2 separate regions of the Homo sapiens genome follow, and region 1 is linked to region 2. Evidence: chromatin contacts called from ENCODE Hi-C or POLR2A ChIA-PET data. All regions are on one chromosome and are shown on one strand. Each heading gives the region's core, a stretch centred on a gene start or an enhancer-like site at or near the end of the contact. The rest is flanking DNA. Distances are from core to core; before and after follow the strand shown. Region 1 holds the start of HCG18 (HLA complex group 18). Region 2 holds the start of H2AC17 (H2A clustered histone 17).

The links. A loop is a pair of places that touch in the nucleus more often than their neighbours do. ChIA-PET counts read pairs that join two places held with the same protein, here RNA polymerase II (POLR2A). Pooled maps may share reads with other maps.
Region 1: a pooled map shows a loop between it and region 2 (2.7-fold over the local background). The contact joins the promoter of HCG18 here to the promoter of H2AC17 in region 2. A Hi-C loop is called at or near these places in 3 of 50 pooled maps. POLR2A ChIA-PET finds 5 or more read pairs at or near these places in 2 of 52 experiments (HCT116 and activated T-cell).

The regions. Positions count from the first base shown.
Region 1 is chr6:30,323,624-30,328,560 of GRCh38, forward strand. HCG18 (HLA complex group 18) reads right to left here and starts at 3,533. Exons shown (of 3, transcript NR_102327.1): 1 at 2,528-3,533. TRIM39 (tripartite motif containing 39) reads left to right here and starts at 3,304. Exons shown (of 8, transcript NM_001369521.2): 1 at 3,304-3,372. It overlaps HCG17 (HLA complex group 17), which reads right to left and starts at 2,511. Exons shown (of 5, transcript NR_052012.1): 1 at 2,386-2,511. RefSeq lists an enhancer at 1,340-1,983.
Region 2 is chr6:27,890,881-27,895,838 of GRCh38, forward strand. H2AC17 (H2A clustered histone 17) reads right to left here and starts at 2,305. Exons shown (of 1, transcript NM_003514.2): 1 at 1,819-2,305. The coding sequence starts at 2,269. The coding sequence ends at 1,877. It overlaps H2BC17 (H2B clustered histone 17), which reads left to right and starts at 2,545. Exons shown (of 1, transcript NM_003527.4): 1 at 2,545-3,011. The coding sequence starts at 2,583. The coding sequence ends at 2,963. RefSeq lists enhancers at 1,431-1,974, 1,579-1,628, 1,975-2,518, 2,539-2,778, 3,169-3,308 and 2 more and a cis regulatory region at 4,644-4,928.

The DNA of each region.
Region 1 (4,937 bases), core at 2,283-4,782, 2.4 Mb after region 2:
ACCCAGCAGCCAAACTTCCAGAAATTTATCCTACTAATATAATGGCACGACGATCTAAAGAGATATGTACAAGGATGTTCTCGACAGCCTTTATTTAATAAGATGTGGAAAGAACCTTAAATGTCTACTCAAAATTGTTGAATAAATCACATGTCTACAAAATGAATAATGCAGACTTTAAAAAGAGTGAGGTAGCTCTATGTCACCAAACTGGAACAATAAAAGCCACTATAAAGTATAAAAAGCAAGCTGAAGACTGTCTCTATGTTTGAAATTTTTCATAATAAAAAATGAAAAAAATGGAGGGGGATTAGATATATTGCCTTTTCATGAGTAAGAATCTCACAAGTCTTGGACAATTAAACCCCGCCTTCATCCCTCCCATCTCATCATATCTGACCTCAACCAGTTTCCTACCTACACTGCTTATATGCCCATTTGCTCTATATGACTCAGTCATTTCAAGATTGCTTCTGTTTTCCCTTATTGATATAAAAATATTAAAAATGTATATTTAAAATTTGTTTAATTACATCCCATTATTACAGTTCATTTTTGCATATTCCTGTGTTGAAAATCCTTTGGTATAAATCAACATCAAAACTCGGTGTTATTCCACTTTTCTTGAACTGTAATCCTTTTTAAACAAGGAATATACCTTTTCTTGTTTAGAGAATATACGTACATTCATAAATCTTGGCAACTTTCAAAGGCCATAACAAATTTGTGTTAAGAATTCAGATCCCCTTTATTATTGTGGTAAACAGACAGATGAAATTAAGAGATTATAGCTTGTTTTCACTCTCTCCCAATTACTATCGCTTGAAAAATACCGGATATTTCATTATTATCCTGTCCGGAGTCGGCAAACTACGGTCTACTATCTGTCTTCGTATACGTCAAAAGCTAAGAATGGTTTTTACATTTTTAAATGACTGGGGAGGGAGGGCCAGAATCCAAGGGGAGTATTTAATGACACTTGAAAATGTTATTAAATTCAAATTTTAGCATCCATAATAAAGTTTCATTGACACACAGCCATGCTCATTTAGCTTTTGTTTGTTTTTGGAGACAGAGTCTCGCTCTGTCGCCCAGGCTGGAGTGCAGTGGCGAGATCTCGGCTCACTGCAACCTCTGCCTCCTGCTTTCAAGCCATTCTCCTGCCTCCGCCTTCCAGGTAGCTGGGATTACAGGTGCGCGCCACACGCGCCACACGCCCGGCTAATTTTTGTCTCTACTAAAAAGTAGAGACAGGGTTTCGCTATGTTGGCCAGGCTGGTCTCAAACTCCTGACCTCAGGTGATCCACCCGCCTCGGCCTCCCAAAGTGATAGGATTACAGGCGTGAGCCACCGCGCCCAGCCTTCATTTAGTACTGTCTAATGATGTTTTCATACTGCAAGGAGAAAGCTGAGTATGGACCACAAGGCCAAAAAGATGTCCTCTCTGGCTCTCTACAGCAAAGATTTGCCAAGCCCTGTTATATGTCATACTACTTGCGCTTCATAATTTTATAGTTTTACCTAGACAGTCTCCCTTTTTTCCTTCCATATTCAGCATAAAATCCCCTTAATATCAGTCTCTAGGCAAGCACATTCTTCACAGTCCTTAGAACTGGACCTCCTCTTGTTAATTTCCTTAGTCTAATCACATTCCTCCTGGTTATCTACAAACAGAAAGCCAGAAAGGAGGGCTATCAACATCTTAAGCGCCACAAATTAACAAATCAAAACCAAATCTCTCTCTCCCTCCGAAGCCACGGCTAAGGAGGCTCACTGCCCAGTTAGTGGCTTTCAAACTACCCTTACAAGTGAGACATCTTGTGAATTAGAACAAGTGCTGCTGCTAAAATCCCTAACGGCTACATAGCAATGTGAAAAAAGGTATCAAATGTAATTTTCTCAAATTTAATCTTCTTCAATTCTTGGCACAAAAAAAGGAACAGTAAAGGTAGACAACTGTAATTAGCATGTGTGATCCCAAATCTTTATACCTTAGATACTGGATTATATTTTCAGCAAGTAAATAGTTTCTGGCTCCCAAGATGAGAGGTTAAATAATGCAGGGTGTTTGTAAACAGCAGCACAATTTACACCGGAAATTAGGGCCCTTTCTCACCGAGGAGAGTACAGCAAAATCTGCTCATCTCTTTCAATGAATATTCTCCATGACTAGTGCTGGCGGCGGGGAGGCGGAGCAAGCTATCTTTTCTACCAGCCGTGTCACACCCCTCCTAGCACTAACCCCTCCTCCTCAGCCTTTTCACACCTCTACCCACTACTAGCCCCTCCCCAGCCCCATCACCTCTTCCCGGGCCCCTCACACCTCTCCCAGCATACTCTTCCCCAGCCTCATCACCTCACCCACTTCCTCCAAAATCACTGACCTGCTAAGCTTCCAGCAGCAGGCGGGCAAAGCAGGGAGGCTGTAATGCAAAAGTCCGCAGTCCCTACACAAACACTATCTGCTCCTGCGGAGAAACTCAAGTCACAGCCCCAGAAGTGGAAAGAACAGGCCTTGGCTCTCACCCAGTTAACAAGCGTTTATCCAGCGCACGTGTTGCGGTCGGACCCCATGCGAAGGAGCTAAGGACACAAAGGTGAGCAGCAGAGACGCGGTTCCAGCTCTCCCCCGGCTCCCACTCCAGCGGGATAGGTAGATAATTTCGGTAAATTTCGCCAAGCAGGGGCAGGACAAAGAGTATTTGAAGTCTACCGCGGGGAGAACTTACCTAATCCTTGAATGTTAAAAGGCTAAAAACTCCACTAGTCGGAAGTGACGTGCCAGCTTAGCCCCGCAGGTCCGCCACGTAATTGGCCGCCGCCACAGCTAGCCACCCTCTCCCCAGACTGGCCCGAAGAGAGGAAAAGTGTGGAAGTCCACAAGCCGCCCCCGCCCCGCCCTCTTCGTCGACTTTCAGCTGCACCGGGAGGCGGCGGCGCCTGGCCAGAGCCGGGGCCTGGAGCCTGGACTAGACAGCCTCGCCGGCCGGGGCGCCAGTCCAGCGCCCTGCGGGCAATGGGCTTCAGCGCTCGAGCACGCGCATGCGCGGGCCTGTATCTCCAGAGGATTCCTCGGGTCACCTGGACGCCAGCATCTCAGCCACCTGCCCCTCTGGGTCCCTTCTTGCCCTTGATTCCCCCTGCTGCTTCTCATCGCCAGCCCTCCTCCTCCTTCTTCCGCAGGCACCGCTAGACCCGGCCGCGGCCGCCCGCCGACACCCCAGCTTCCACTGACACGAGCCTCGGCGCGGCTTCCGCTTCCGGCGAGTATTGTGTGTCGCGCCGCGGGGCGGGGGCGAGGGGAGGAGGAAGGAGGGAGGCAGCGCTCCGGCGGCTCCGCGCCCCGCACTCCCGGACCCGAAGCCGGGAAGGTAGGTGCTGTCCCGCCGCCGCGCCCGAGCCTGGGGCCTGCGCTCGCCGGCCGGCTCCGCAAGCCGCGTCCCAGCGCCCCGCGACTGCGTCACCGGCCCCCCGCACGTAACCACAGCTGCCTCCGCCCGCCTCGGGCCCGGGCGGACGTTTTGCCGCCCCGGCGACGTCAGCGCGTCCGGCGTTGCTTGGCTACCCCGCCGTTCCCCCGTCCCGCTGCTGCTCACCTCCCCGGGTGAAACTCTGACGCAGTCACCGCGGGTCTCGGCAGCGTCATAGCGGCGGGCATCCCATCTGCACGTCACACCTCTTTCTCACCTGGACACGCATCCCTTCCTACCCTGCCAGCCACGACGTTTCCTCTTTCCCCTCTCCAATGCCCCAGCCCCAGATCTGGCGGAAGAAGATGGAGAACGGGGGTGGGACAGAGTTGTGGACAACCTCTCAGGAGAGGGTCGCAAGGTGGGACCCTGAACAGTGGTAGAAACAAAATGAGATTGTCCCTGAAGTTTGCCCTTCAGCTGAGACACAAGGAGTAGAGGAAGAGGAAGGACTAACGCAGAGGCACTCAAGGTCTCACTATGACTGTAGTTGAGAGTCCTCTCCCTTCTTCCCTAACCCTTTCCCCATTTCTCTCACCACTTCTTTGCCAGTCTAGATCCGTCCTGGTGCCTTACTGTGCATACAGTTCTACTCGTCTCAGGTGAGGAGGCCACTTAATTTGTAAAAGACTGAGGAAGGGGTAGGATCACCACAAGTCAAAGTTGGATTCCCACAGATAGAAATCATCTGACTGAACTTCTCTCCTATTGCTGACAGAAGAAATTCAAATCCAAAGAAGTTATCAGTTCCTACTCCAAATCAAACACATTTGTGTGTGCCAACAATATATACAGGAACAATTGTTGTTAACCTACCTCATTACATGGCCACTTATCTCTCAGCACATAGATCTACCAAATTTCCTTCCTTCCAGTAGGTCCCTGGAGAAGGATGGGGGTCGGGAGGAGAAAAGGTTATGGGGATAGTTAAATCAACTTACCCATGGCTAAAAGTATGGATGTTTTAAGGATGGAGTAGGGGGCCAGCCTTGTGTTTTATAAATCTCTCCTATGCATTTCCAATTCTTCTGAGGCTGCGCTTGAGGGAGATCTCATTGCCTCTTTTGTGTCTCTTAATTCGCAACCACTCCAGGACCTATAAGTTGGAGACACACTATGCCCAGGGTGTTAGTTATCAATAGCTATATTGAAAGATTCCAGTCACTACAAATAGACTCGTTGCTCTCTTTTCAAGAAGTCGTTGGCCTGAGCTCAGCAATATTTAATATGGTTGCCATAATTTATCAGTTTTCAGCAGTTCTGAGTGTCCAGATGAACACAAGAGAAATGGAATGTTGCGTGAAATGTCATTCCAAGAAGAGAGCAGATTTCCTTTAGGCTAGTCTGATGGATAAAAGGAAGAATAATTTCAGATTTTCCTGAAAAGAGGAGGTTGCCTTTGCCTCATTCATTCCATTTGTTAGCCTTTAGAGCAGTGGTATCTAACCCTTTCAATATGAGGACTC
Region 2 (4,958 bases), core at 1,055-3,554:
CAGAACTGTTGTAGGAAAAACCTGGTTGGTTGTTAATACTATCTTCATTTGGTTCCTGCCACTTTTTTTTTTTTTTTTTTTTTTTTACCTGACGGCTTCTAATTCTGTCGCCTAGGCTGGAGTGTGGTGGCGCGATCTCAGCTCACTGCAACCTCCGCCTCCCGGGTTCAAGCGATTCTGCCTCAGCCTCCGGAGTAGCTGGGACTACAGGCACTTGCCACGACGCCCGGCTAATTTTTTTTTAGCAGAGAAGGGGTTTCACCATGTTGGCCAGGCTGGTCTCAAACTCCTGATCTCAAGTTATCCGCCTGCCTCGGACTTCCAAAGTGCTTAGATTACAGGCGTGAGCCACTGCGCTCGTCCTCCGCGCCACTTTTATTTATTGTTTTCAACCAATCATGTTAAGATTCCCCCAATGAAAAGATAATCTGACCTAGAATTTGTGTAGGTCAGTCGTAGTCTTAAACTCATTTCCAATGGGTCATTTTTCCTATTTCGGATCGTGTAAAAATACATACAGTAGAACAACGTATTTGCTAGTATTTCCAAAAAGTAGTTCCGTTTTGTAACTGCTTAATTAAATCTTTTAATGACTGTACCAAGACCCAGAACAAAAACAATTTAAACTTAGGCTGGCACATTCTCTAAAACACCAAAACTTTAGTTTTGTCCAGTGTGGTGTGGGGAAGGAGTTTGATAGGTGCTTGACTAAATGATACCAATAAATGGTATCTGACCTCTTCATTAACTGAGTTTAATGCAATCCAATGGCTGATTGGATTAATTATGTAAATTATTGCTTAATTTCATTAGCATGCGCGGAATTACAGGTTTGGGTCAGTGATTAGATTTTTGCCAGTGAATCTGGGTAGTTCTGACAACAGCATTTTATTAGGATGGAGATTTTAGTTGATCAAAGAACTACCAGGTTCTGGTATTGATAAAGACCCATAAAGACAACAAAAAGGTTAGTTTAACATTTATTATATTCACAGGAGCAAATGATCACCAGAAATACTTTTGTTTGGGTTTTGTTTTTCTTTTTTTGAGACGGGGTCTCGCTTTGTCACCCAGGCTGGAGTGCAGTGGCGAGGTCATGGCTCACTGAAATCTCAAATTCCTGGGACTCAAGTGTTCCTTCTGCTGTCAGTCCGCCAAATACAGGCGAGGGCCTCGCGCCTGGTATTTTTTTTCTTTCTTTTTTTTAGATGGAGTCTCGCTCTGTCGCCCAGGCTGGAGTGCAGTGGCGTGATCTCGGCTCACTGCAACCTCTGCCTCCTGGGTTCAAGCGATTCTCCTGCCTGTCTCCTTAGTAGCGCTCGCCACCACGCCCGGCTAATTTTTGTGTTTTTAGTAGGGACAGGGTTTCACCATGTTTGCCTGGGTGGTCTCGATCTCTTGACCTTGTGATACACCCTCCTCGGCCTCCCAAAGTGCTGGGATTACAGGCGTGAGCCACCGCGCCCAGTCATTTTTTTTTTAAGAGGCAGGGGTCTCGTTATCAGGGTGGTCTCGAACTCCAGGTCCCTAGAGATTTCTCCCCTCCCCACCCACCTGCCTCAGTTTCCCAAAATGCTAAGGACGCATAAACCACCGCGCCCGGCCCCAAGTTTTTTAAAGACCCAGGACAGTTTGTGGGGAGGGGACAATTAAGGAGGTTCCTTCATGTTATAAGGTAGCAGTTGGATAGTATTTACTAGGCCTGATTCAATACTTTTATTTTACCCAATAGGAAAGTAATGGCCTCAGTGCTTGAACTCGGCCACAAATTTCTGATAGGTTTGGAGAACAGAGTGCTCAGTTCTTCCGTAGAAATGGTGGGTGGCTCTGAAAAGAGCCTTTTGTCTTGTAAGTTTACATTTTTAAAGTTCAGCCCTTACTTGCCCTTAGCTTTGTGGTGGCTCTCAGTCTTCTTGGGGAGCAGTACGGCCTGGATGTTAGGCAGAACACCGCCCTGAGCGATGGTAACTTTACCAAGCAGCTTGTTGAGCTCCTCGTCGTTGCGGATGGCCAGCTGCAAGTGGCGCGGGATGATGCGGGTCTTTTTGTTGTCGCGGGCTGCGTTGCCCGCCAGCTCCAGGATCTCGGCAGTTAGGTACTCCAGCACCGCCGCCAGGTAAACCGGCGCGCCGGCCCCGACCCGCTCAGCGTAGTTGCCCTTGCGGAGCAGGCGGTGCACTCGTCCTACAGGAAATTGGAGCCCAGCTCTAGAGGAGCGGGTTTTGGCCTTGGCGCGAGCCTTGCCGCCCTGCTTGCCACGTCCAGACATGGTAAAACGACCTGTGGCCTAAGTCAGAAAGTGAGTGAAAGGAACCTACAGGGACGCGCATTTTATAGCAGCTGCTGGGCGCGAAAAAGAAGCTGGGCCATTGGCTAAGCTTGCAGCTTCCTCTTAATGCAAATGAGCTTTCTGAATATACGTGTTTTGATTGGACTATATTGATATTAACGTCATCTGAGTAACTTCCAATCAGACAGAAGAATTTCTCAATCTCATCTGCATATAGACTTGTAAATAAATAGGGCATAACCCAGCTTGTCCTCATTCTTGTTATTTGAGTGCTCTTTCACTCTCCTCCGCCATGCCCGACCCGGCTAAATCTGCTCCTGCCCCCAAAAAGGGCTCCAAGAAAGCCGTAACCAAGGCCCAGAAAAAGGACGGCAAGAAGCGCAAGCGCAGCCGCAAAGAGAGTTACTCTATCTACGTGTACAAGGTGCTGAAGCAAGTCCACCCCGACACCGGCATCTCATCGAAGGCCATGGGCATCATGAACTCCTTCGTCAATGACATCTTTGAGCGCATCGCTGGCGAGGCTTCCCGCCTGGCGCATTACAACAAGCGCTCGACCATCACCTCCAGGGAGATCCAGACGGCCGTGCGCCTGCTGCTGCCCGGGGAGCTGGCCAAGCACGCCGTGTCCGAGGGCACAAAGGCCGTCACCAAGTACACCAGCTCCAAGTGAGCTCTCGCAGCTGCCAGCAATCCAAAGGCTCTTTTCAGAGCCACTCACGCTTCCAGAGAAAGAGCCTGTGCATTTTGCTTGTAGTCTTTTGGGTGGACTCCGGCCGGCCTCCATTAGGAGGGAAGACGGCGGGAAAAGGTAAGCTAAGCTCCCTAGGCTTTTTGCGTGTGAGTATAGACGCTCCATCAGACAAATTTAGCTTGGGTTCTTAGATACCCTTGGGGAAAAAGGCTTGCAGTTGTGCTTTAAGCTATAATTACAAGTTTGCTTTCGGTTTTCGGTTACTCTTTCCTTTTGTGTTGTTTTTTTTTTTTTTTTTTAAATGGAGTCTTGGCTCTGTCGCCCAGGATAGAGTGCAGTGCCGCGATCTCGGCTCACTGTAAGCTCCGTCTCCCGGGTTCAACCAATTCTGCTTCGGCCTCCTAAGTAGCTGGGATTACAGGCGCCCGCCACCGTGCCCGACTAATTATTGCATTTTTAGTAGAGACGGAGTTTTACCGTCTTGACCAGGCTAGTCTCGAACTCCTGACTTCGTGATCCACCCATCTCGGCCTCCCAAAATGTTGGGATATCAGGCGTGAGCCATCGCGCGCGGCCGGGTTATTCTTTCAGTGCCTGTAACGTCCCCCTTCTTTGATTGGTCAACGCTCTATTTGAAAAGCCCGCCAAGGGCTGCAATTTGCCAGATAGTCTCATCCGGGTTGTTTTTCGAAGAGGTTCTCCCGGAATGGAAATGACCGTTATCTGCAGGAGTGCATCGGACTCTGGCGCCAAGAGCTGGAAGCTGTGAATTAACCGTCCCTCTTACTGCAGTTGTACGGATCCTGGGTGACATTGACTTACCGGTGTCCATTTTCCATACACTTTAGAGAATAGGCATCTCGTCTGGCATCGCTGCAGATATGTTAGGGTGGGTTGAAATTATTGGTGTCAAAGCGGGACGGGAAACATTAAAGGCTAAGGAAGCTCCTTTAGGATAAAATGTTGAACAAAGAACCTGGCAACTTGGGAAAGCCGCTTTTTTGCAATGTTAATCAGTTGGCCTTGGGGAGGGAGGTGTGCCAGGATTAGCTGGGGCGGGGGCAGCGTTCAGGCTGGGATTTTAAAGTCCATGATTAGGAATCCTGAGATAGAAGTTGGAGAACCCCGCGTTTAAAGAGAAGCGGACCCCAGAAGAGATCACAGAAATAGGAGGTAAACCAAGAGCGTGCGAGTACAAGGGAGTGGAGACTTTTCAAGGCATGATCCCCTCTTCTCAACAGTGCCTGAATTCTCATAGCATTGCATCCTCTGCCACTGCGTTATCCCCTCTTCAATAAATTACTTCTATTGTAAATCTTTAGCAGCAAAATAGCAAGCCCCTCCACAATTCCACTCCAGGCTTTAAAATCACCCCTTAACTTTTCCTTTATTTTCCTGACGTCACTTCCTTTGCAGCTATGGGTGGAAGGCTATCTCGGACGAATAGTCTCGTCTCTGTCACAGGTGACAAACAGCCCCGAATTATGCCAATTGGTTAGTGGGTCGTTCAAAATACATTGTAGGATTTGCCGTTCACTTCCCTAAAATGTTCTCTTCCCCAGTCCCCGTACCTTGTCATTAAAGTTTGGTGCCTCGGGCTTGGCGACAGAGCTTATCGACAAGCTAAGTTACTTGGAGAGCAGTCCCCTGATTTCATCATGTTCTTTAACTTGGCATCACATTTGCCCCCTCCTTTCATTCCTCTTCGCTCTCTTTTTCGAGATTCGTTTCTCCCTGCCCATCCCGCGTCCTTGAGAGAACATCTGAGGGGTGATTATCCTCCGAGTGGGTGAGAGAGTACGTGTGGCCTTCTCCTGCCATCTTGTGGCAAAAAAGCAAAAGCACAAGTTCAAGGCGTTGTGTTTTCCAGCCCCAGTTAAAATGCTTTCTTCTTAACTTTCTACTGAGTCAGTGGGCTAGGGCAGGGTTTCCATTTTTCACTCCTTTTAATTGCAGGATTCAAGTTTCTTCAAG